6 separate regions of the Homo sapiens genome follow, and regions 1, 2, 3, 4 and 5 are each linked to region 6. The links are chromatin contacts, found by Hi-C or POLR2A ChIA-PET in ENCODE. All regions are on one chromosome and are shown on one strand. The core of a region is the stretch at or near the end of the contact, and the rest is flanking DNA. Distances in the headings are between cores, read along the strand shown.

Region 1 (4,070 bases), core at 772-3,271, 700 kb before region 6:
TTTTTCAATAACTAATGTATAGAAATAGATTGAAATAGAGATATCACTGAAACAGCTCTGAATGAACAACTCAGAAGGCTCACACAACCTGTTCCAGGACTTCGTGACAATTGTTTGTGTCCACGTTTAATTGAGTTCAAATTTAATATTTAACTTTTCCTCCACAAATTCCCCTGTCTTGATGAATCATCTCTGTCTAGGCAAAGGGCCAGGTGAACCCCTTGGGCCTTACACAACCTCCGCCTCCTGGGTTCAAGCGATTCTCCTGCCTCAGCCTCCGTGGTAGCTGGGACTACAGATGTGCACCAGCACGCCAGGCTAATTTTTTTTTTTTTTTTTTTTTTTTGAGACGGAGCCTCGCTCTATCGCCCAGGCTGGACTGCAGTGGCGCAATCTCGGCTCACTGCAAGCTCCACCTCCCGGGTTCACGCCATTCTCCTGCCTCAGCCTCCCGAGTAGCTGGGACTACAGGCGCCCGCCACCGCGCCCGCCACCGCGCCCGCCTAATTTTTTGTATTTTTAGTAGAGATGGGGTTTCACTGTGTTGGCCAGGCTGGTCTTTAACTCCTGACCTCAAGTATTCCACTCACCTTGGCTTCCCAAAGTGCTGGGATTACAGGCGTGAGCCAACGCACCTGTCCCTAAATGATTTCTTTCTATCTCCTATAACAGTTTGAAATTACTTAAAGGTTGTTTCAAACTGAAAAAATAAAAAGAATGTAGATATAAATAAAATATAGTTAAAAAATTACAGGAGATTACAAATTATATATGTAAATCTCGAGAGGTCAAAAATGACAAATTTTGTTTATTTACAAGGTTTTATTTATGTATTTATTCATTTTTGGAGACGCAGTCTCACTTTGTCACCCAGGCTTGAGTGCAGTGGTGCGATCTTGGCTCACCGCAACCTCTGCCTCCTGGGTTCAAGCCATTCTCCTGCCTCAGCCTCCTGAGTAGCTGGGACCACAGGTGCATGCCACCACGCCCGGGTAATTTTTTGTATTTTTAGTAGAGACAGAGTTTCACCGTGTTAGCCAGGATGGTCTCGATTTCCTGACCCAGTGATCTGCCCTCCTCAGCCTCCCAAAGTACTGGGATTACAGGCCTGAGCCACCGCACCTGGCTTTACAAGGTCTTATTAAAATTAGCTTTAGTATTGATAATACACTATTACCAAAGTAAAAGTTGACTTTCTCTTGAACAAACATTTCATGTATTATTAATATGACAGCAAAGTACTTCTGTTCACCTTTTGAATACATTCAAAAAGAGAGAGAATATGAGATAGAATTTTCCCATGCTCTGGGATGGGATGCTCAGCTCAGGGAGGAAGCCGTTTGAAAAGGCTCCAGCTAGGCTAGGCGCGGTGGCTCACGCTTGTAATCCCAGCACTTTGGGAGGCCGAGGCGGGCGGATCACCTGAGATCGGGAGCTCGAGACCAGCCTGACCAACACGGAGAAACCCTGTCTCTACTAAAAGTACAAAAAATTAGACGGGCGTGGTGAGGCATGCCTGTAATCCCAGCTACATGGGAGGCTGAGGTAGGAGAATCGCTTGAACCCGGGAGGTGCAGGTTGCGGTGAGCCAACATCGTGCCATTGCACTCTAGCCTGGGCAACAAGAGGGAAACTCCGTCTCGGTGGGGGGAAAAAAGAAAGAAAAGAAAGAAAGAAAGAAAGAAAGAAAAAGAAAGAAAGAAAGAAAGGAAAGAAAGAAAGAAAGAAAGAAAGAAAGAAAGAAAGAAAGAAAGAAAGAAAGAAAGAAAGAAAGAAAGAAAGAAAGAAAGAAAGAAAGAAAGAAAGAAAGAAAGAAAGAAAAGGCTGCAGCCTAGGCTGTCACTCTTTCTTCACTCAGCCCAGTATCTGATCACATCTGTCACTCAGCGGCTGGGGAGGCGGGGCCTTAGGCATTATCCAATGAGGGACGCTGGGCCGGAAACCGTCCAATCAGGCACGCAGCTGGAGCGAACCACATGGTTTCTGGGGGCCTTTGTTTCTCGCTGCAGCGGGAGCTCCAGGTTTATCCTCAGTGTTCTGTGTCCTGTGCTTATAGAGGCCCGTCCTCTGTGGCCGTGTGACCTGCAAGTATTGGGAGAGCCACAGCTAAACCCCGGGACCCCTGGAAGCCTAGAAATGGTGAGTGCCGGGTCCAACGTCCCGAGAGAGGGGAGAGGCTGTTTGGAACGGTGGGAAGTGGCTCTGGCGGGACTCTGCTTCCTCACAGTCAGCTCCACAATCTGCCGCCGGAGTTCTCCCTGCCCAGCTCGGCCTCAGTCCCCTTCAGCCATAAGATGGCGGCTGCGGTGACATCCGGGGCCCGGCACAGTGATTGTGCCCTGGCCTGGAGCCCTCTTTCAGCAGCTCTGCACCCGCAGCACCGCGTCTCTCCCAGATCATGCAAGGACCACGGGAGGGTCGTCAGGGGAGAATCCTGACTCGGTTCCCTGCGGGTTCATGAATGGGAAGAGCTTTGGTCCGTGAGGTTGTTAGAAACAAGCGCTTGGTGCCGCAAAACAACACAAAACAAAAAACTACCCAGCACTTAGAAAATTTCACAGGAAGGCATATTTACTTCTGAAGAAGAGTGCTGCTCGCGTCCGACCTGATCGCAAGAGCACACAGAAGAAAGGAAGGAAGGTTTTTTTTTTTTTTGAGGCGGAGTTTTGCTCTTGTGGCCCAGGCTAAAGTACAATGGCGCGATCTCGGCTCACTGCAACCTCCGTCTCCCGGGTTCAAGTGATTCTCCTGCCTCAGCCTCCCGAGTAGCTGGGGTTACAGGCATGCGTCACCACACCCGGCTGATTTTGTATTTTTAGTAGACATGCCGTTTCACCATGTTGGTCAGGCTGGTTTTGAACTCCCGAACTCAGTTGATCCGCCCGCCTCGGCCTCCCAGTTTGAAAGGGGTTTTTAACCCTAAACGCCGTTATTGCCTCTGTGTCCTTCCCCCATTGGCCGGGGTCTGACCTCACAATCTAGGCTGACCCGATTGGCTACTTTCCAAATAAGGAAGGGGTTCGGGTCGCAGATTGGAACAGGCGGTTTGGGTTGTTTACGGAGCGGGTGTCTAGGTACAAAGAGGTACAAAAAAGTTGGTCCTAAGAACAAGGAACAAGAAAGTTAGGCCCTTGAAGAGGAATCTATTATATCTGTCAGGGTTCACAGTTTCCCTTTTCTCCTATTAAAAATTTATGGGGCCGGGCGCGGTGGCTCACGCCTGTAATAACAACACTTCAGGAGGTCGAGGTGGATGGATCACTTGAGGTCAGGAGTTGAAGACCAGCCTGGCCAAAATGGGGAAACCCCATCTCTACTAAAAGTACAAAAATTAGCTGGGTGTGATGGCGAATGTCTGGTTTTCTGTTTCTGCATTAGTTTTCTGAAATAATGGTCTACAGCTTTATTGATGTTATTGCAAAGGACATGATCATTTATTTTTAAATGGCCAGAGAGTATTCCATGATATTTATGTACCATATTTTGTTTTTACTAAATCTTTTATTTTATTTTATTTTTGGAGACAGAGTGTCACTTATTGCCCAGGCTAGAGTGCTGTGGAGTGATGCAGCCTTATTTAGCCTCAACCTCCCTGGCTCAAGCAATTCTCTCCTACCTCATCCTTTCACGTAGCTTGATCTACACGCTGGTGTTACCACGCCTGGCCAATTTTTCTCTTTGTATTTTCTGTGGAGACAGGATTTTGCAATGTTGCCCAGGTTGGTCTTAAACTTCTAAGCTCAGGCAATCCACCTGCCTCAGCCTCCCAGAGTGCTGGGATTACAGGCATGAGCCACCGCATCTGACCATACCGTGTTTTCTTTATCCAGTCTACCACTGATAGGGCCTGTCCATGTCTTTGCTATTGTGAATAGTGCTGCAATGAACATACATATGAATGTATCTTTATAATACAATAATTTATATTTCTTTGGGTATATACCCAATTATGAGGTAGAGTATAAGCATTCCCTTTTCTCTGCAACCTTGCCAGCATCTGTTATTTTTTGACTTTTTAAAAATAGCCATTCTGACTGGTGTGATGTGGTATCTCATTGTGGTTTCTCTTA
Region 2 (4,166 bases), core at 1,350-3,849, 660 kb before region 6:
AGACCCAACTTGGCTGGCACAAATCTCATAGGGTCTTTCAAAATGCGTCTAATCATCCCTCATGCTCTTCACTCCCCTCTCTTCTAAGCTCTTTTCTAACCAGACTGTCATATCTTCTATGCCCAGTGATAAGACTAAAATAGATATTGTAAAAGTAACTAATTTAAGGCAAACTTTAACAATTAAAACAAGATACCAAGATACAAATGCCTGGTTAAAATGGATCAAATATTCTGTGCACACATTAAGCAAAAGCAATTGTTATGCTTGTGCACGCGGCCAGCCAGAGGCCCAAATTGTCCCTTTCCCACTCAGATGGTCTTCTAGTTGACCAGGCATAAACTGTATAGTAGCTCTTTTCCAAGACCCCACAGCCTAGGGTAATAAATCCTGCTGAGCTCTCTCTCTGCTATTTCTTAAAGTCCAACACCCTGTGGGTCAGGCCCCAAGAGCCATCCAGCCTCCATCTCCTAGCGTCAATTTTACCTCGTGTCTCTCACGACAAGGGGAAAACTTGGCATTTCTTGGAGACTTAATGGGATACAGTGAGCTTAAGCCTTTCCAAGATCTTACCAGTCAGTCTTCCCTTGTTCATCTTTGAGCAAATATATGGTGGTATTGTGGTGGACCCTTACTGGACACTCTGCCAAGTAACTGGAACGGCACTTGCACTGTTGTCCAGTTGGCTATCCCTTTCACTCTGGCATTTCATCGACTAGAAAAAGAAAAACCACAACACTGTAAAATAAGAGAAGCCCCTTATGTGTCTTTTGACTTTCAAGTTTATTTAGACACAACTGGAGTCCCACGGGTGGTACCTGATGAATTCAAAGCCCAAGATCAAATAGCTGCAGGATTTAAATCAATATTTCCACGGGTAACTATTAATAAAAATGTAGATTAGATAGATAAATCACATCTATTATAATCAATATTAGTTTATTAATTACACCAGAAATGCTGTCAAAGAAATAGCCAACCAATTAAGGCCTACTAGCCAGATAACTTAGAAAAACAAAATGGCCCTGGACATAATATTAGCTGAAAAAGGTGGAGTTTGTGTTATGATTAAAACTCAAATGTTGTACCTTCATCCCAAACAATACTGCCCCCAATAGGAACATAAGAAGGGCCTTACACGAACTTACCACTTTATCCAATGAATTAGCTAAAAATTCTGGGGTCAATAACACGTTTTCAGAATGGCTAGAGAGGTGGTTCAGTAAACGAAAAAAAGTCATAGCCTCAATTCTTACTTCTCTTATAGTTGTAATAGGTGTACTAATTCTTGTTGGGTGTTGTGTCATACCATGCATCTGTGGGCTAGTACAAAGACTTATAAAAACGACACTTACGAAAACCTCCCTTAGTTCTCCTCCACCTTATTCAGATAAACTTTTCCTTTTAAAAGATCAAGTCAAACAACAAAGTAAAGGTATGTTTAAAAAGTTTTAAAAAGCGTGTGGTCGCAGTGGCTCACGCCTGTAATCCCAGCACTTTGAGAGGCTGATGCGGGCGGATCACCCGAGGTCAGAAGTTAGAGACCAGCCTGACCAATATGAAGAAGCCCCATCTATACTAAAGACACAAAATTAGCTGGTCGTGGTGGCACATGCCTGTACTCCCAGCTACTCGGGAGGCTGAGGCAGGAGAATTGCTTGAACCTGGGAGGCAAATGTTGTAGTGAGCCAAAATCGTGCCATTGCACTCCAGCCTAGGCAGCAAGAGCAAAAACTCCATCTCAAAAAAAAAGGTTTTTTTTTAATTATAAAAATTAAAAGGGGGAAATTGTAAAATACAATAAAATTCCTCTTCAAAGGTTTAGTCTTAACTTTCTTGTTCTTTGTTCTCAAACTCAACTTGCTTGTTCTCCATGCCTCCTTGCCCCTAGTTACTGTAACAACCTTCCTTCCCAACAGCTCTAATCAATAATTCACATCTGTTCCCTTGATTACTCACTCTGCAGCCTTCCCACCCTTCAAAACCACACGTCCCACCACTGTGACTTATACATGCCCCTTCCCTTCCTTATTTGGAAAAATATTTACAAATAGCCAATCGGGTCAGTTTAGATTGTGGGGTCCGACCCTAGCCCATGGGGGAGTAACACAGAGGAAGAGACTTTACGTTAAAAATAAAAACCCCTTCCCTCCTTTGTTCAGGGTGCTCTTGCGATCGTGATTAATGCAAACAAAAACCTTTTGCAGAAGTAAATTGCCTTACTAAAAAAACTTTTGCCTGAGTACTGGTTTCACTTTGCGACACCAAACACTTTACTTCCAACGGTATTATTAATATGACAACGAAATACTTCTGTTCACCTTTTCAATACATTCAAAAAGAGAGAGTAAAAAAGAGAATGTTCCCATGCTCTGGGGTGGACGTGGCTCAGCTCAGAGAGGAAGCCCTGGCTGAAAAGGCTGCAGCTTAGGCTGTTACTCTTCTTCACTCAGCCCAGCATGTGATCACATCTTCTGTCACTCAGGTCCTGAGGGGGCGGGACCTTAAGAATTATCCAATCAGGGACGCTGGGCTGGAAACGTCCAATCAGGCAAGCAGCCGGACCGAACAGGGCGGCTTCTGGTTTGGCGGGTCCTTTGTCTCTCGGTGCAGCCGGAGCTCCAGGTCTCCTCTTCACTACTCTGTGTCCTGTGCTCCTACAGGCCCAGCCTCTGTGGCCCTGTGACCTGCAGGTATTGGGAGATCCACAGCTAAGACACCAGGACCCCTGGAAGCCTAGAAATGGTGAGAGTGCCGGTCCGACATCCCAAGCGACGGGGAGGGGCTGGTTGGAACCGGTGGAAAGTGACGGTGGCGGGACTCAGGTATCCCCTTAGTCAGCTCCACAATCTGCGCCGGAGTTCTTGCCCAGCTCGGCCTCGGTTCCCTTCAGCCATAAGATGGCGGCTGCGCTTATAGCGCAGCCCCCAGGCGTCCTGTCTCTTCACTGTGCGGTGACTGTGCCCTGGCTTGGAGCCCTCGCTGGGCAGCTGCGCACCCGCAGAGCCGCTTCTCTCCCAGATTGTGCAGAGACCACGGGAGAGTCGTCAGGGGAGAATCCTGACTCGGAGTGCGGGTTCACGAATGGGAAGAGCTTTAGTGGGTTGGGTTCACAGTTTCTCTTTTCTCCTATTAAAAATTTATGGGGCTGGGCAAGGTGGCTCACTCCTGTAATCGCAGCAGTTTGGGAGGCCGAGGCGGGCGGATCACTTGAGGAGTTGTTAGGGCAGCTAAGTTCCTCTTCAGAGACTCAACTTCCTGGTCATAAGTTGTAAAAATTGTAAATCAACCCTACCCCTTCTTTTTCCCCATTCTCCTTTTCTCAAAACATCGCGCGTTTACCCTATATGGAAAAAGTTTGTGTCTAGCCCAACCAGGATCAGCTTAGATTGTGCGGTGGGACCTCAGCCAATATGGGAAGGACACAAAAACCGGAACTGCGTTAGGGTTAAATCCCCTTCCTGGCCCAGCGCGGTGGCTGATGCCTGTAATCCCAGCACTTTGTGAGGCCGTGGCGGGTGGATCACAAGGTCAGGAGTTCTAGGCCAGCCTGGCCAACATAGTGAAACCCCGTCTCTACTAAAAATACAAAAATTAGCCGGGATTGGTGGCAGGCGTCTGTAATCCCAGCTACTTGGGAGGCTGACGCACGAGAATTGCTTGAACCTGGGAGGCGAGGTGCAGTGAGCCGAGAGCTTGCCATTGTACTCCAGCCTTGGTGACAAAGTGAGACTCCGTCTTAAAAAAAAAATAGACATCTTAAAATTTCCTTCCCTTATGTAAATACTGTGTTTGAGTAATTTCACGGATTTTTCAAACACTGAGTTTCAAAAACCAAGTGAATAACTCTGACATGACAAAGCTTGAGCCTAGTGACTCCAAGCTAAGGCTAATATTAAGCCTAAAACAGAAGGTTTTTTTTTTGGACAGAGTTTTGCGTTTTGCTCTTGTTGCCCAGGTGGAGTACAGTGGCGCAATCATGGCTCACTGAAATCTCCACCTCCTGGGTTCAAGCGATTCTCCTGCCTCAGCCTCTCAAGTAGCTGGGATTACAGGCATGCACCATCATGCTTGGCTGATTTTGTGTTTTTAGTAGAGACGGGTTTTCTCCATGTTGGTCAGGCTGGTCTCGAGCTCCCGGCCTCTGGTGATCTGCCTGCCTTGGC
Region 3 (3,987 bases), core at 1,128-3,627, 530 kb before region 6:
GTCTAGGCCCATGGTCTTGAACTACTGGACATCTGACAACTGAGGGGTGGCGTTGGGCACACTGTGTGCACATAAAAAAAGGGTTTGTGGGGGAACTAAAAGGCAAACGAGGGAAAGTTGCTATCTAGAAGCCATGGGTGGGACAGTGCAGGGTTACGGAAGGACTGGTTCATGCTATAGATTGTGTCCCAGGAGAGGCTATGCTCTGACTTCTTCCTGTGTCCATGCAGGCAGATGAGACTATAATCAGGTGGCACAGAAGCCTGGGTTGGTGAAAAAACCAGGTTGCCAGTACAGACTACCTTTCAAGCTCTACTGATAATTTACACTTAATTAAAAACTGAAGTTAAAATAAGCAAAGAAATCTTTCCAAGGTGACAAACTCAGGAAGCGGCAATACTGATTGGAACACAGACATATCTGACTCAGATGTCAAGTCAAGCCATTCTATCATTTGGGACATTTTCCCGCCCCATCCTGCTCACTGAAGTGGACAATAACCATTCTACCAAGAGCCACTGTGCTGTGCCCCACTGTGTCCCTTAGATGCATTTTGCTTTGCAGGTTTTTGCACTGCCTCACTGGGTTGGGTGTTCCTTGTCCTTGGGGATATTTTTTTTCTCTCTTCACCAATCTGAGAAAATTTTCTCCTCAATACTAGCATCCAAATTGCCTGGCCAGCACTGTATCTCTAAGAAATGGAAACTGGGAGTTGGGGAAGAAAATCTTAATGTCCTAATGGATTTGCTTTCAGAGGAAAGGTATACCTGATTTCTCCCAGGCACAATGCACCAACCACTCCACAGAGAGGCCACATTCCCATACCTGGCAGGGTTGCCCCTGAGAGGAGATGGCCCAGGGGCTGATATTCACTAGACACCTCAGGAGACACAGCCACTGTGGGCATCTCATGTCATCCCCAGACAGTTCTGAAACTCAAAACCAGGAAAATAACACAGGGTGGCTGAGGATGCATTGCCCTGTGAAGTTTCCAAAGTGGAACCTCAACCCAAAAACATTCTGATAAGGTGTCTGTGCCTAGGAAAGATTAAAGGGAGATTGGCACAAAGGTTTTTGTTTTTTGGTCTTTTTTTTTTTCATGGTGGAGTGTTGGGATTATTCTCTGCTTTCATCTCCTGTAAAATGTTTGCAAATGAAAAACAATTCTTTTTCTAAAAAGTGCCATCCGCTGCTCTTTGAAATAATGATCAATCAAAATACTGTGTCTGAAATGTACAAAAAAGGACTAATAGTTGATAATGTTGTGAATTAGAGAGGGGAAGTTGGTGTTGAAGAATGTCAGGAAAGAACTGAAAATTTAAAATTCAACTGCAAGTCAGAGTTAGGCTGGGGCAACAGAGTGGTAGCTTTGAGATTCTGTTTGTCACACATTTGGAAAATCCAAGAGAAAACCACTTCTGTGGAGTGTTAAATAAATAGCAGGCAGTTAGACTGAGGTGGCTCTAGTACCCTGAGTTCCTACATTAAAAAAAAAAAAAATCAAAGGCAAATACATTTCTTGTAAATTGCTACCTTAGGGGGAAACAAAATTCAGATTTTTCAGATTTAAGCAACCACAAACCTTCAATTAACTTCTGATTACATAACCAGGCAATGACAACCTGAATAGTCTAAATAAGATGACTACATAACTGGAACGAGTCAGTTACTGAATTCGGTTTGCTTCATCCTGCACTTTATAAAAAACTTTCCTTCAAGCTCTTCGGCTGGACCCCCAACCACAAACCGTGGCTGGGTGCTCTCTGAGCATAAATCACTGTTAACTTCAATAAGTTTTCAACATTTTAAAGGTGACTCCCATAGTTTTTAAACAGGAGAAGGAAAAGACTGAGGACCCCCGGGATCACAGCACTTCCCACGCACAAACCACACACGGGGTCTGGACTCTGCCCTGAGGACGCTTCCATTGTCCCCGCAGTCGGGGCAGACGCAAGAACGCGCGCGGCTCTTCCCAGGGTGGGCTCCGGGCGGGAAGCGGGAGAACGGAACGGGATGCCCGCCCAGGGTCCCGGCTGCTGGCCCACCTCGCATCCTGTGCCCGGAGGTGATCGACGGCCGAGCTGTGCCTGCCGGGGACTCCAGTCCGCAGACTCCGGAGCTGACAGCTGGGAGGCCCCAGTCCCGTCACTGCCGGTTCCGGCCGGTTTCAACCAGCCCTGCCCCCACCTCGGGATGCGCGGCCTGGCACACTCACCATTTTTCGGCTTCCGGGATGTCGTGGAGTCTTAGCTCTGGATCTCACAGCATCTGCAAGTCAGAGGGCAACAGAGGCTGCGACAGTCACCGGGAACTACTAGAGCAGAGGATACTAAGCAATGAAGATGGACCCTGAGCTCTGGCTGGAGCGAGACAAAGGCCCCGCCAGCTCCAGGACACCGCCCCCTCTACCTTGGCTGCGCACCTGATTGGACAGTTCCCACTCTAGCGCCCATGATTGGATACAGTTCCATGCCCCGCCCCCTCAGGTCATGAGTGACAGGAGGCGTGATCTGAGAATGTGTTGAATAAGGCAAGAGTTACAGGTTTTTCCTGAACCCTTTTCTGGCGCGCTTCCTTCCTGAATTGGAAACTGGCCCTTCCTGGGGAACATTTGCATTTAACTTTGTATATAAAGTTATCTTTATTTGTGAATAGTATACATATGTTATTCACAAATGGAAACAATATAATGACAATTATTTTAAAATCTCAGATTTCATCATTTTCCTAGCCTCCAGTCTTTTGAGCAGGCAGCCTAAGATGTCGCAAGGGAGGCAATTCTCTAAGAAATAAACTGTGAAGCACATATGAATTTTACATTTTCTAGTAGCCACATTTTAAAAAAGAAACCAGGCGTGGTAGCCTGTGCCTGTAGTTCTAGCAACTAGGGAGGCTGAGGCGGGAGCATCACTTGAGGCCAGGAGTTTTAAGACCAGCCCGGGCAACATAGCGATGATCCCATCTCTACAAAAAATAATTAAAAATTTAGCCAAGTCTGGTGGTGCACGCCTGCAGTCCTAGCTACTCAGAAGGCTGAGGCGGGAGGATCACTTGACCCTGGGAGACCAAGACTGCAGTGAGCCACGATCACACCATTGCACTACAGCCGGGGTGACAGAGTGAAACCAAGTTTAAAAAAAAAAAGATCTCTGAAGAAGGCATTTTCTCTTTCTGCAATTTAGCCAAGCAGCTGAGTATGTCTTGAAGTCATCTTCTAATTTTTAACAGGGCAAGGATGTTTTCTAAAACCCCAGTCTCCAGAGTTGCCATGGGGCAAATCCCGGCAGCATACATGAAAATCACTCACAGCTAATGCATTCTTCATCAGATCCAGTGCTTCTTACCCCTGGCAAATAAAAATCACCTGCGGGGTTGGGAGCGGTGGTTCACGCCTATAATCTCAGCATTTTGGGAGGCCGAGACGGGCGTATCACCTGAGGTCAGGAGTTCGAGACCAGCCTGGCCAACATGGTGAAACCCCCATCTCTACTAAAAATACAAAAATTAGCCGGGCATGGTGGCACACGCCTGTAATCCCAGCTACTCGGGAGGCTGAGGCAGGAGAATGGCTTGAACGTGGGAGGCGGAGGTTGCAGTGAGTCGAGATCGCGCCATTGCAGAGTGAGACTTCGTGGGGAGGGTGGTGGTGGCGGCGGGGGGTGTGGAGAATGACTGGAGGGGCGGGGCAGGATGTAAACTTAAAATCCCTGAAGCCCAAGTTGCAACAGACCAATTAAATTAGAATCCTTGGAGTTGGATCTGGGCAACAATATGGTTTAAAGCTCTCAGGGTGATTACAGTGTGTAGCCAAGTACCCAAACTACTGCTTTTCACCAACAGCTTTTTCTTTTTTTTTTTTGAGATAGAGTTTTGCTCTTTTTGCCCATCCTGGAGTTCAATGGTGCGGTCTCGGCTCACTGCAACCTCCGCCTCCCGGGTTCAAGCGATTCTCCTGCCTCAGCCTCCCAAGTAGGTGGGATTACAGGC
Region 4 (4,159 bases), core at 1,289-3,788, 830 kb before region 6:
ACTAAGCGAAGTACTTATACTAACTCAGACTTGGAATAACATAAGAAATCCAATACAGGCCGGGCGCAGTGGCTCATGCCTGTAATCCCAGCACTTTGGGAAGCTGAGGCGGGCGGATCACCTGAGGTTGGGAGTTCGAGACCAGCTTGATTAACATGGAGAAACCCTGTCTCTACTAAAAATACAAAATTAGCTGGGCGTGGTGGCGCATGCCTGTAATCCCAGCTACTAGGGAGGCTGAGGAAGGAGAATCGCTTGAACCTGGAAGGCGGAGGTTGCGGTGAGCCGAGATCACCCCATTGCACTCCAGCCTGGGCAACAAGAGTGAAACTCCATCTCAAAAGAAGAAAGAAAATATAAAAAAAGAAACCCAATACAATCAGGAAAATTATTTACAAAACACTGGCATAAAGCAGCTGTAGTTCAACTGGATACATCCAAACCATCAGGATGTGAAGATTCAAGGTCACGTATATTAAGCCTACTTGAATTAAGATGAGGAGACTCACAACTAGCTTTTGACCCAAGTACACAGACAGATAAAAGATATAATCTACAAATAACCACCTTAGAAAAACCATTATTTATTGATTATTTTATACAAAAATAATTAGTATTCCAATTCTGAAAAACTATATACTACACCTTTCAGGATAGGGTACCCAAACTAGATATGGTACCCAAACTGACATATCAGCATCAAAAGAATACCCACAATCAGCCAGGCGCGGTGGCTCATGCCTGTAATCCCAGCACTTTGGGAGGTTGAGGCAGGCAGACCACCTGAGGTCAGGAGTTCAAGACCAGCCTGGCCAACATGGTGAAACCCCATCTCTGCTAAAAAATAAAAGAATTAGCCGGGTGTGGTGGTGGGTGCCTGTAATCCCAGCTATGCAGGAGGCTGAAGCAGGAGAACTGCTTGAACCAGGGAGGCAGAGGTTGCAGTGAGCTGTGATCATGCCGTTGCACTCCAGCCTGGGCGACAGAGTGAGATTCCATCTCAAAAAAAAGAAAAAAAACAACAACAAAACTACCCACAATGACTCTAGACTTAGGAACCTTCCACTGGTTAATTGCTCAGAGAAAAACACACTGACCTATTACAACCACACGAGGAAAGAAAAAATCACAACATACACTTACAATCAGAATGTATCAAAGTGGTGTGTGTCATAAACATCACTCTCACAAACACCTCAAAGCTTACCACTTAGCCGGGCGCGGTGGCTCACGCCTGTAATCCCAGCACTTTGGGAGGCCAAGGCGGGCAGATCACAAGGTCAGGAGATCGAGACCATCCTGGCTAACACGGTGAAACCCCGTCTCTACTAAAAATACAAAAAAATTAGCTGGGCGTGGTGGCGGGCGCCTGTAGTCCCAGCTACTGGGAAGGCTGAGGCAGAATGGCTTGAACCTGGGAGGCGGAGCTTGCAGTGAGCTGGAGATCGCGCCACTGCACTCCATCCCGGGCGACAGAGCGAGACTCCGTCACACACAAAAAAAAATGCTTACCACTTATATACGGAACAAATGACATACAGAGATTTTGCATCATCATGGCACTCCAACATAGGCGAAATCTCTTGGGTAGAAACCACACAGATAAACACACACAAACAAGAAAATTTAAAAGAACCTGAACAAGCTCACAATTAATTCCATCCAGAAACCAAAGAAACTAAAAATCGCACACATTCACGCAAGGGAACAAAATTACCCAGAGCGAAGGGAAACTGGAATTAAGGGTGGCTAGAATTAATATTTGATCAAGGAGTCCAAAGGGAAGAAACACAAACTTTCTGATCAGTTAAGATAAGGAGTCCCCTTCCCCGCAGTTCGAAAAGAAAGCCCACATTCAGAAGGTCAAAAACACCCCCAGACTTGAGTGCTGGGAGCACTAGAGGGGGTCAGTCCCTGGTGATGAGGGCAGGGGCGTTTGAACAGCCACAGGAACCTGACCCCGGCAGCAAGGACCTAGCCAGGCTTCGGTTCTCACAAGTGAGGAAACGCACCCGTGGATTCATCGTAAGGTTTCCAACCAAGTGGTTTCTTAAACGCACAAACCCCACAGACCGAGATGGGATCTCCCCAGGACCCTCCCGCTGTCACCGAACAATCCGGGGAGACGCGGGGCTGCGGGCGCAGAGCTGCCCATAGAGGGCTCCAGGACCGGGGGCCGAGGTCGCCCCGCGGGGACGGGACAGGACGCTGGGGCTCCCGGCTGCGGGTCCAGCTCCCACAGAGAGGACCGAGGGCCGAACTGCGCCCGCGGTGGCCCCCGGGTCTGCAAACCCCGGAGTTGACTGCAAGGAGGTCCCCGGCCTCGGCCACAGACGGTTCCAACCAGAAACCTCCCCTCGGACACTGGCCCCGCACACTCACCATTTCCCAGCGTCCGGGAAGTCACGGTGTCCTCCCTACGGATCTGTCAGTACCTGCAGGTCACGGCGCGACAAAGGATGCGCTAGAGCCACCTTCGGCCTTCAGGAGCAGGTGAAACGCAATCTTCCCATGGGCCAGGAATGGCGACGTCCGCACTGCGCAGGCCCAGCGTGGCGCCGCTCACATCTTTTCAGCTGAGGTCCTGATTGGACAGATCCAATGGCCCCGCCTCTTTATCACTGAGTGACAGCGGAGCAGGAAGGGGCGTGGTTGAGCTGGCCTGGCTTCAGTCCGGCTTGTCCCCGCCAGGACGTTTGCGTTTAAACCGAATGTGTTCTTTGCCTCCCATCCATTTTAAGTGTTCTCTTCAGTACTGTTAAATACATTCACATTGTGAAGCCAATTTCCAGAATTGTTTTCATCTTGCAACACTGAAATCTGTCTCGTTGCACAACTCCCCGTGCACCTCCTTCCCTCAGGGTCTTTTGCAACCTCCATTCCATTGTCTGAGTTCGTGAATTTGACTGTGGGAATCTCATGTAAATGGCGTCATAAAGTATTTGTCCTTTCCTGACGTGCTTATTTCACTTAGCATAATGTCCTCGAGCTTCACCTTGTAGTATGTGTTAGGATTTATTTCTTCTTTTTTTTTTTTTTTTTGAGACGGAGTCTCGCTCTGTCGCCCAGGCTGGAGTGCAGTGGCGCATCTCGGCTCACTGCAAGCTCCGCCTCCCGGGTTCACGCCATTCTCCTGCCTCAGCCTCACGAGTAGCTGGGAATACAGGCGCCCGCCACCACGCCCGGCTAATTTTTTGTATTTTTTTAGTAGAGACGGGGTTTCACTGTGTTAGTCAGGATGGTCTCGATCTCCTGACCTCGTGATCTGCCGGCCTCGGCCTCCCAAAGCGTTGGGATTACAGGCGTGAGCCACCACGCCCGGCCTCTTCTTCTTTTTTTTTTTTTTAAGAGACAGGGTTTTGCTCTGTAGCCCAGGCTGAAGTGCAGTGGTGTGATCATTGCTCACTGCAGGCTTCAACTCCTGGATTCAAGCAAGCCTCCAACCTGAGCCTCCTAAGTATCTGGGACTACACGCACGCACTACCAGGCCTGGCTAATTGTTTTAATTTTAATTTTAATTTTTGGTAGAGATGTGTGTCTCCTTCTGTTGCCCAGGCTGGTCTCGAACTCCTAGGTTCAAGCAATCCTCCTGCCTCGACCTCTCAAAGTGCTGGGATTACAGGTGTGAGCCACTGCCACCGGCCAATTTACTTCTTTTTTTTTCCTTTGGAGATGGAGTCTCGCTCTCGTTGCCCAGGCTGGAGTGCAGTGGCGCTCAGCCACCGCAACCTCTGCCTCCCAGGTTCAAGTGATTCTCCTGACTCAGCTTCCTGAGTAGCCAGGATTACAGGCGCCCACCACTACTCCCGGCTGATTTTTGTATTGTAGTAGAGATAGAGTTTCACCATGTTGGCCAGGCTGGTCTCGAACGCCTGACCTCAGGTGATCTGCCCTCTTTGGCCTCCCAAAGTGCTGGGGGTGTGAGCCACCTCGCCTGTCCCCAATTTACTTCTTTTTAATGCTTTATTTAAACATTTTTTAAAGAGTTCCTAAATTAGTCAGTTCCTAAATCTACATACAATAGAATAGAATTGTATTCTATTGTATGTAGATATCAAATTTCTGGATTTTTCTGGATCTATTTATCTTTCTTTCTTTTTTTTTTTTTGAGACAGTCTTGCTCTGTTGCTCAGACTGGAGTGCAATGGCGTGATCTCGG
Region 5 (4,177 bases), core at 439-2,938, 900 kb before region 6:
TGGTAGCAATACCTTTATAGAATGTTTACTCCAGGCCGGGCACGGTGGCTCATGCCTGTAATCCCAGCACTTTGGGAGGCCAAGGCGGGCAGATCACGAGTTCAGGAGATCGAGACCATCCTGGCTAACACGGTGAAACCCCGTCTCTACTAAAAATACAAAAAAAAAAAAAAAAAAAAAAAATTGGCCGGGCATGGTGGCACATGCCTGTAGTTCCAGCTACTCGGACTCGGGAGGCTGAGGCAAGAGAATCTCTTGAACCTGGGAGGCAGAGGTTGCAATGAGCTGAGATCGTGCCACTGCACTCCAGCCTGGGCGACAGAGCCAGACTCCGTCTCAAAAAAAAAGAAAAAAAAAGTGGTTTACTCCAGTTTTTCCCTGCATTTAATAATTTTGTTCCCTTTAAGGCATGTTTTTATTTTCTTGGCTGAAAAGGAGTAGCCTGAGAAGAAGTAACGTGTAGGAAGCCTTGGCCATGGGACCAATAGCCTCATAAATTCCTGATCTCTGGAGGACATCAGGGCCTCCTACCTGTTCCATTGTGACCTGGGAGTCTCTCCAGCTCCAAGGTGGAGGGATGGCTTCACTGAACACGGAGTCTGGAATTCCGTGCACACTCATGTGACCGGTGTTCCGGAAAAAGAAGCAGGAGGCGGCTGGGCGCGGTGGCTCACGCCTGTAATCCCAGCACTTTGAGAGGCCGAGGCCGGCGGATCACGAGATCAGGAGTTCGAGACCAGCCTGGCCAACATGGTGAAACCCCATTTCTACTAAAAATACAAAAATTAGCCGGGAGTGGTGGTGGGCGCCTGTAATCGCAGCTACCCGGGAGGCTGAGGCAGGAGAATCGCTTGAAACCGGAAAGCGGAGGTTGCAGTTAGCTGAGATCGTGCCATTGCATTCCAGCCTGGGCAACAAGAGCGAAACTCCGTCTCAAAAAAAAAAAAAAAAAGCAGCAGGAAGGACCCACTGAGTACAGGAAGCCGACAGGGCCTGCTCCGGAAAACCAGGAGCTGTAAGGTCAGCCGAAAGGACGAAGAGACCTGAAGTCAGTCAAGTAAGTTTTATTAACCTGCTGGGCTGCTCCCCCACAGTTAGAGGAGGCAGCCCCGCTTACAGACTACAGCAGGGCTTTATAGGGCGAGGAACTGGGCTGGGGTGTGAGAACTGAGTCGGGGGTGCAGGTGTCCTGACCGCATCCTGGAGATGTTTTTGCCAGCTTTGTTATGCAAGGTGGGCAGGTGTTGTGACCGCATCCTGGAACTGTCTGCCGGTTCAGCTGAAGTCTTTTGAACAAACAGTTACTGGAAGGGTCAGTGGGGAGGAGGTCTACTTCTAGCCCGGGGGGAGTTGTGTGGCGGTCACAAAGGACTGTATTGTAAGACTGATGGGGGAAGGAGGGGAACAGTCTGGTTGGGTTGACCCTAACGGGAGCAAGTTCTGCTTCCATGCAAGTCCAGGTCCAAGGTCCCAGCGAGGGGCTGTGGGTAGCACCTGTCAGTCACACCCCACACAGCGAGCGGATTATTTGAGGATTCCGATCACCTCTCCTGTCGCTCAAGCCCCAGGGGCGGGACCTGGGGCACCAGCCAGTCAGAGGCGCTGTGCGGCAAACTGTCCAATCAGGTGCGCCGGGAGGAGGGGCAACTTCCAAAGCCCGAAGCGGTCTCATTTCCCGCCGGCCCCCCATTCGGGTCCGGGTTTTAGTTCCTCGGGGAGCCCCTGGTGCCCCGGATACGGCTGATTTTGTCGTGTGGGACCTGTTCTGGCTGCTCCAGCCCCAGGAAGGACCCAGGACACCCGGAAGCCGGAAATGGTGAGCGTGCGGAGCCGGGCGTCCGGAGACCTGAGGAGGAGCTGGTCGGAACCGGCAGTGGCTGGACCTGGGCCTCCCCGCGGCGACTGTGGGGGTCTGGGACCCGAGTCCCCCAGGCGCAGCTCGACCCTTGGTCCCCTCGGTCGCCGGGTGGAGCTGGACCAGCCGCCGGGACCCCGGGTGTCCTGTCCCGGCCCCGGAGCCCTCTCAGGGCAGCTCCGCGCCCGCAGCCCCGCGTCTCCCCAGATCGTGCGGGGGCCTCAGGAGGGTCTTAGGGGGAATCCCGCCTCGGGTGTGGGGTTCGTGCGGGAGGAGCCGTGGCCTGTGGGGTCCCCAGTTCCTCCTCCCTTAGGCGGTCCCCGTTTCCTTCGGAGTCTTCCAAAGGTGTGGGAAGCTGGGTTTCAAACCCACGACCCCGTCCCCCAGCTTCGCTCCTCCCAGGGCTGCAGTAAATCCCTAAATTTCCCCGCATTCCCCAACCCTAAGTTCTCCCTCCAGTACATCCACTTCACATTATTATTATTATCATTATTTCTATTATTTTTGAGACGGAGTCTCACTCTGTCGCCCAGGCTGGAGTGCAGTGGCACTGTCTGGGCTCACTGCAGCCTCCGTCTTCCGGGTTCAAGTGATTCTCCTGCCTCAGCCTCCTGAGTAGCTGGAATTACAGGTGCCCGCCACCACGTCCGGCTAACTTGTATTTTCAGTAGAGACAGGTTCACCATGTTGGCCGTGCTGAAGTCCTGATCTCAGGTATCTGCCTGCCTCGGTCTCCCAAAGTGCTGGGATTACAGGCTTGAGCCACTGCGCCTGGCAAGACCCAGTGTTTTAACTGTCATCTTTTCCAAGGAGCCCTAGATGGCACTTCTTAAAAAGTTCATTTTCCGTTTGTGAACATTTCACATGCGAGCAAAGCAGAAAATAACCCCCTGACACTCCGATGTTAAAAAAAAAAAATCACTGTGCCTGCCCTCTTTTTACCTTCCCTAGGCGCGGCCACCTTATCAGACAGTCTTTGGGTGGAGGCTTCTCTTGGGAACTTCACAGGGTATTGGGTCCTCAGCCCACCCTCCTATCTTTCTGGTCCTGGGTTTCAGGACCGTCCAGGGACTTCTTCCAGCTGCCCTCGGAAGAACGGGTGAAAAGTCTGTCCTGGCGTGGTTAATCTTTCCTGGTTGTTTGATGAGCCTCCTAGGGAGGAGTTCTTGTCTTTTGAAAAGAAGTTTCCTTAGGAAATTCCAGAGGGATTCCCTGCTGGCCCTTGGGGGTGGGGTGGGGCCAGAAACAGTAGAAAGAAACTTCTCCCTTCTGAGGCAGCTCAGGGTGGCATGCAGTGGCACAGTCATGGCTTACTACGGCCTCAACCTCTGGGGCCCAAGCAATCCTCCTGCCTCAGTCTTCCAAGAAGCTGGGACCACAGGCATGCGCCACGCCCGGCTAGTTTTTATTTTTTGTAGAGACAAGGTCTCACTATGTTGCCCAGTCTGCTCTGGAAGTCAAAAGCGATTCTCCTGCCCAGGTGGCTCACGCCTGTAATTCCAGCACTTTGGGAGGCTGGGGCGGGAAGATCTCTTGAGCCCAGAAGTTTGAGACCATCCTGGGCAAAGTGGCGAGACCCCATTTCTACAACAAATACAAAAATTAGCCGGGTATGGTGGCGCATGCCTGTAGTCTCAGCTACTCAGGAGACTGAGGTGGGAGAGCCACCTGAACCCGGGGAGGTTGAGACTGCCGTTAGCTGTGATTGCGCCACTGCACTGAACGACAGAGTGAGACCCTGTCTTTAAAAAAAAAAAAGGAAATCTTCCATTATGGCTGCAGAATATGAATACATTCCCACAAAAAAAAGGCATGGTAGGTCGGGCGCGATGGCTCACGCCTGTAATCCCAACACTTTGGGAGGCAGAGGCAGGCAGATCACGAGGTCAGGAGATCGAGACCATCCTGGCTAACACGGGGAAACCCCGTCTCTACTAAAAATACAAAAAAATTAGCCAGGCGTGGTGGCGAGCGCCTGTAGTCCCAGATATTCTGGAGGCTGAGGCAGGAGAATGGCGTGAATCCGGGAGGCGGAGCTTGCAGTGAGCTGGAGATCGCGCCACTGCACTCCAGCCTGCGCGACAGAGCGAGACTCCATCTCAAAAAATACATAATAAAAAAAGGCATGGTAGATAAGCAGAAATTAGTGATTTACAAAGATTCACCAGCACATCAGCTCCTCTCCTTTGCAGGTTGGGGAATTTGTGATGGTGGATAACTCTGTTCTGTTTTGTGTTATCTGGATTTGACAGATTAACGCTGAATCCTTTGGGATAAGTTTGGCAACATCTAGAAGTAGTCAGATATGATCTTTTGTTTACT
Region 6 (4,095 bases), core at 593-3,092:
GTAGATCACGATGTCAGAAGATCACGACCATTTTGGCCAACATGTTGAAACCCCCTCTCTACTTAAAATACAAAAGAATTAGCTGGGTGTGGTGGCACGTGCCTGTAATCCCAGCTACTCAGGAGGCTGAGGCAGGAGAATTGCTTGAACCCAGGAGGTGGAGGCTGCAGTAAGCCGAGATCACGCCACTGCACTCCAACCTGTTGACAGAGCGAGACTCTGTTTCAAAAAAAAAGTAAATAAATAAAATAATGTAGTAAAAAATTAGTCATATGGGAACACTTCTAGAAGGTACCATGTTTCATCACATATAATTTAGCATTTAACTCAGAACTCAACAGGATATAGAACTGAGATATTCACTGTCACAAATTTCCCCTGCAAAAAGAGGAACTAATGTGTTGACGAATCTATGTAACTCATCAATTATCTACCACATTTTCCTGTGGAAATATATTCATTGTCTACAGCCAAAATGGAAGAGAGATTTTCCCTATTTTTTTCCTTGGTAACTAGCATTCCTGGCTAACATACTGAAACTCCATCTCTACTAAAAATACAAAAATTAGCTGGGCGTGGTGTCGCGTGCCCATAGCCCCAACTACTCCAGAGGCTGAAGCAGAAGAATGCTTGAACCTGAGAGGCGGAGGTTGCAGTGAGCCGAGATCTGACACTGCACTCCAGCTCTGGCGACAGAGCGAGACTCCGTCTCAAAAAAAAAAAAATAAAAATAATAAATTGAGGAACATGGGGTACACTTGAGGCCTTGCTTGAGACACATGTGGAAAATGCCAGGGAAAATCAGTCCGCTGTGGCGTGTGAAAATAATTAAGTGGCAGGCAATTAGACTGAAGAAGCTCTAGTCCCTGGATTTCTACCTCAAAAAAAAAAAAATCTAAGCTCATGTGCATTTTTTGGGAAATTACTACATTAGGGGAAACAAAATTCAGGCTTAAGCAACTATAAACTGCCAATTAAACTGTAATTACATAACCAGGAATTTTTTTTTTTTTTTTGAGACGGAGTCTCACTGTCGCGCAGGCTGGAGTGCAGTGGCAAGATCTCAGCTCACTGCAACATCCACCTCCGGAGTTCAAGCGATTCTCTCACTTCTGCCTCCCGAGAAGCTGTGATTACAGACATCTGTCATCACACCCAGCTAATTTTTGCATTTTTAGTAGACATGGGGTTTCCCCATTTGGGCCAGGCTTATCTTGAAGTCCTGACCTCAAGTTATCCGCCTGCCTCGGCCTCCCAAAGTGCTGGGATTACAGGCGTGAACGACTGCGCCCGGCCCCATAAATTTTGAATAGCAGAAAACAGAAACTGTGAACTCCACGGACCAAAGCTCTTCCCATTCATGAACCTGCACCCCGAGTCAGGATTCTCCCCTGACGACCCTCTGGTGGTCCCTGCACATTCTGGGAGAGACGGGAGGCTGCGGTTGCAGAGCTGCCCACGGAGCGCTCCAGGCCAGAGCAGTCACTACGCAGGGAAGACACAGGACGCCAGGGGGCCCGGCTGTCAGCGTAGCCGCCAAATTATGGCTGAACGGGACTGAGGCCGAGCTGGGCAAGGAGAACTCAGGGTGCAGATTGTGGAGCTGACTGCGCAGAGGCCTGAGTCCCGCCACAGCCACTTCCCACCGGTTCCAACCAGCCTATCCCCCTCTCTCGGGATGTCGGACCGGCACTCTCACCATTTCTAGGCTTCCAGGGGCTCCCGGGCGTCTTAGCTGTGGATCTCCCAATACCTGCAGGACACAGGGCCACAGAGGCTGGGCCTCTAGGAGCAGAGGACACACAGCAGTGAAGACAAGACCTGGAGCTCCGGCTGCAGAGACAAAGGCCCCGCAAAACCCGGAAGCCTTCCGCTTCACTCTGGCTGCGTGCCTGATTGGACGGCTTCCAGCCCAGCGTCCCTGATTGGATAATGCTTAAATCCCCGCCCCCTCAGGCCCTGAGTGACAGAAGATATGATCAGATGCTGGGTTAAGTGAACAAAGAGTGCCAGCCTAAGCAGCTGGCTTTTCAAACAGTGCTTCCTCCCTGAGCTGAGCCAGGCCCACCCCAGAGCATGGGAATATTTTATCTCTTGTTTACTCTCTTTCTTGTTGAATGTATTAAAAAGGTGAACAGAAGTATTTTGCTGTCATTAATAATACATAAAATTTTTGTTCAACAGAAAATCAACTTTTACTTTGGTAATGGTAAAATCTATTAAAGCTAATTTTAATAAAACCTTATAAATAAATCAAATTTGTCATTTTTGAGCACTCCAGATTTACATATATATTTTGTAATATCTCGTAATTTTAAAAAACTATTTATATTTTATTTTTGTCCACATTCTTTTTATTTTTTCAATTTGAAACAATCTTTAATTTCCAACAGCTATAGGAGATAGAAATCATTTAGAGGCAGGCACGGATAGTTCACGCTGGTAATTCCAACACTTTGGGAGGCCAAGGTGAGCAGATCACTTGAGGTCAGGAGTTCAAGACAAGCCTAGCCAACATGGTGAAACCCCATCTCTAATAATAACTAATAAATAATAATAATAACTAATAATATAAAAAGTTACCTGGGTGTGGGGGTGCACATCTGTAGTCCCAGCTACACCGGAGGCTGAGGCAGGAGAATCACTTGAAGCCAGGAGGCGGAGGTTGTGTAACAGCCCAAGGGGTTTATTTTACCCTTTGCCTAGACAGAGCCGATTCATCAAGACAGGGGAATTTGTGGAGGAAAAGTCACATATTAAATCTGAACTCAATTGAATGTGGACACAAACAATTGTCACCAAGTCCCAGAACAGGTTGTGTGAGCCCCTGAGGTGTTCATCCAGCGCTGTATTGAAGAAATCTCTATTTCAATCTATTCCTATATATTAGTTGTTGAAAAACAATAGACAATCACAAAAAAAGGTTGACCTTTTTGTGTTCCTTGAGGCAAGTCGTGAAGGGCTCTCATCACTGGGCCTTATGCCAAACAACTCGTTACAAAAGAGCTAAGGTCCCAGACCGCCCTGAAGCTTCATAAGACCTCTCCTTGTCTGTGTACGATGGACGGGTGGCTGACTCTAGAGCTGTGGCTGTTGCCTCCCTCTCTGGTGGTGAATCCCCCATAGTCTGGTGAGGGAAAATATATATATATATATATATATATATATATATATATCTTTTCCCATTTCCTCGTCTTATTAAGATTGGCTTATTACATCAATCTGCTTATTATATTTATTTGCTTATTATATCATTTGCTTATTATATTATTACTTTATTATGTCTGCATTGCCATTTACGTGGGATAAAAGTTGTTTACCCTTAATGGTATTGTGTGTGTGTCTTTGTTTCTCCCCTCTCACATTTGCCTCACAGAACATTTTTGGCATCACAAATAGGATTTGAAAACAAAAGTGTACCCCTTTTTGACTAGAAGGACAGGGCTGGAGGGCTCAGGGACTTCCCATATCCTGGGATGGGAACTCCCCCAGTTCTCCCTCTTGGTGATTAAATGGTCAAGGGGAACTGGTTTTTGTGGGAATTGGGAATCTAAATTAGTGCAGTTTAAACCTTTGACTGTGCGGGAAGTGCTGCGGGGGATTCCAGTCAGCAAAGGAGATGCTGAGGGATCTCCCGGAGTGGATGGTGTTTGCTTACTGCTTATAAGTTAATGTATCGTGATAGGGGCTGGTTGCTACAAGATAAATGTAAGCGGAAAAGGAAAATGCTAATCTGACTTCCAGACTGGCCCAATGCCAGTCAATGTCTTGACTGATAAAGCTCAAAGCTATCAGCCTATCGCTGAAAAAAGCAGCTGTCCAGGTGGCCCAGTCAGGATAAAACTGAAGAACTAGTCAGCCGGGGCTTCGAGCAGGTAAAAACCCAGTTCCTATTTCAAAAATGGGAAATTAACCCTAGTAAAATTCAAGGACCTGCACAAAGTATAAAATTCCTTGGCATTTTATGGAATGCAAATAAATAGTCCATTTTACCAAAGGCTAAGGCTAAAATACTAGATTTTGCAACCCCTACCACTAATGTACTGGCTTGTTTGGTTTCTGGAGACATCATATTCCCCACTTGGGTAACATTTT

The links. Hi-C counts contacts between places; a loop is a spot of excess contacts on that map. ChIA-PET counts read pairs that join two places held with the same protein, here RNA polymerase II (POLR2A). Pooled maps may share reads with other maps.
Region 1: a loop to region 6 is called in a pooled map, with 21 times the contacts of the local background. The contact joins the promoter of ZNF253 here to the promoter of ZNF737 in region 6. A Hi-C loop is called at or near these places in 10 of 50 pooled maps. POLR2A ChIA-PET finds 5 or more read pairs at or near these places in 6 of 52 experiments (CD4-positive, alpha-beta T cell, HepG2, activated B cell and 3 more).
Region 2: a loop to region 6 is called in a map of naive thymus-derived CD4-positive, alpha-beta T cell, with 10 times the contacts of the local background. The contact joins the promoter of ZNF93 here to the promoter of ZNF737 in region 6. A Hi-C loop is called at or near these places in 2 of 168 maps with a recorded cell type or tissue (esophagus muscularis mucosa and naive thymus-derived CD4-positive, alpha-beta T cell), 1 of 37 single-sample maps with no recorded cell type and 9 of 50 pooled maps. POLR2A ChIA-PET finds 5 or more read pairs at or near these places in 3 of 52 experiments (CD4-positive, alpha-beta T cell, activated CD4-positive, alpha-beta T cell and naive thymus-derived CD8-positive, alpha-beta T cell).
Region 3: a loop to region 6 is called in a pooled map, with 12 times the contacts of the local background. The contact joins the promoter of ZNF682 here to the promoter of ZNF737 in region 6. A Hi-C loop is called at or near these places in 1 of 37 single-sample maps with no recorded cell type and 11 of 50 pooled maps. POLR2A ChIA-PET finds 5 or more read pairs at or near these places in 4 of 52 experiments (CD4-positive, alpha-beta T cell, activated CD4-positive, alpha-beta memory T cell, activated naive CD4-positive, alpha-beta T cell and 1 more).
Region 4: a loop to region 6 is called in a map with no recorded cell type, with 14 times the contacts of the local background. The contact joins the promoter of ZNF14 here to the promoter of ZNF737 in region 6. A Hi-C loop is called at or near these places in 2 of 37 single-sample maps with no recorded cell type and 7 of 50 pooled maps. POLR2A ChIA-PET finds 5 or more read pairs at or near these places in 2 of 52 experiments (activated B cell and activated CD4-positive, alpha-beta T cell).
Region 5: a loop to region 6 is called in a map of naive thymus-derived CD4-positive, alpha-beta T cell, with 7 times the contacts of the local background. The contact joins the promoter of ZNF101 here to the promoter of ZNF737 in region 6. A Hi-C loop is called at or near these places in 1 of 168 maps with a recorded cell type or tissue (naive thymus-derived CD4-positive, alpha-beta T cell), 2 of 37 single-sample maps with no recorded cell type and 11 of 50 pooled maps. POLR2A ChIA-PET finds 5 or more read pairs at or near these places in 6 of 52 experiments (CD4-positive, alpha-beta T cell, GM12878, RWPE1 and 3 more).

Annotation. Positions count from the first base shown.
Region 1 is chr19:19,863,861-19,867,930 of GRCh38, forward strand. ZNF253 (zinc finger protein 253) reads left to right here and starts at 2,022. Exons shown (of 4, transcript NM_021047.3): 1 at 2,022-2,139. The coding sequence starts at 2,137. It overlaps LOC124904664 (a long non-coding RNA gene), which reads right to left. Exons shown (of 4, transcript XR_007067169.1): 1 at 2,576-4,070. RefSeq lists an enhancer at 2,053-2,482.
Region 2 is chr19:19,898,347-19,902,512 of GRCh38, forward strand. ZNF93 (zinc finger protein 93) reads left to right here and starts at 2,600. Exons shown (of 4, transcript NM_031218.4): 1 at 2,600-2,745. The coding sequence starts at 2,743. RefSeq lists enhancers at 2,570-3,169, 2,704-3,253, 3,802-4,166.
Region 3 is chr19:20,037,128-20,041,114 of GRCh38, forward strand. It overlaps ZNF682 (zinc finger protein 682), which reads right to left and starts at 2,378. Exons shown (of 4, transcript NM_033196.3): 1 at 2,216-2,378. The coding sequence starts at 2,218. RefSeq lists an enhancer at 2,148-2,724.
Region 4 is chr19:19,730,574-19,734,732 of GRCh38, forward strand. ZNF14 (zinc finger protein 14) reads right to left here and starts at 2,539. Exons shown (of 4, transcript NM_021030.3): 1 at 2,383-2,539. The coding sequence starts at 2,385. RefSeq lists a silencer at 2,045-2,194.
Region 5 is chr19:19,667,151-19,671,327 of GRCh38, forward strand. ZNF101 (zinc finger protein 101) reads left to right here and starts at 1,689. Exons shown (of 4, transcript NM_033204.4): 1 at 1,689-1,816. The coding sequence starts at 1,814. RefSeq lists enhancers at 1,378-1,944, 1,945-2,510 and a silencer at 1,899-2,098.
Region 6 is chr19:20,563,939-20,568,033 of GRCh38, forward strand. ZNF737 (zinc finger protein 737) reads right to left here and starts at 1,843. Exons shown (of 4, transcript NM_001159293.2): 1 at 1,700-1,843. The coding sequence starts at 1,702. The region is part of intron 2 of LOC105372316 (a long non-coding RNA gene); the gene reads left to right. RefSeq lists enhancers at 1,276-1,435, 1,646-1,695.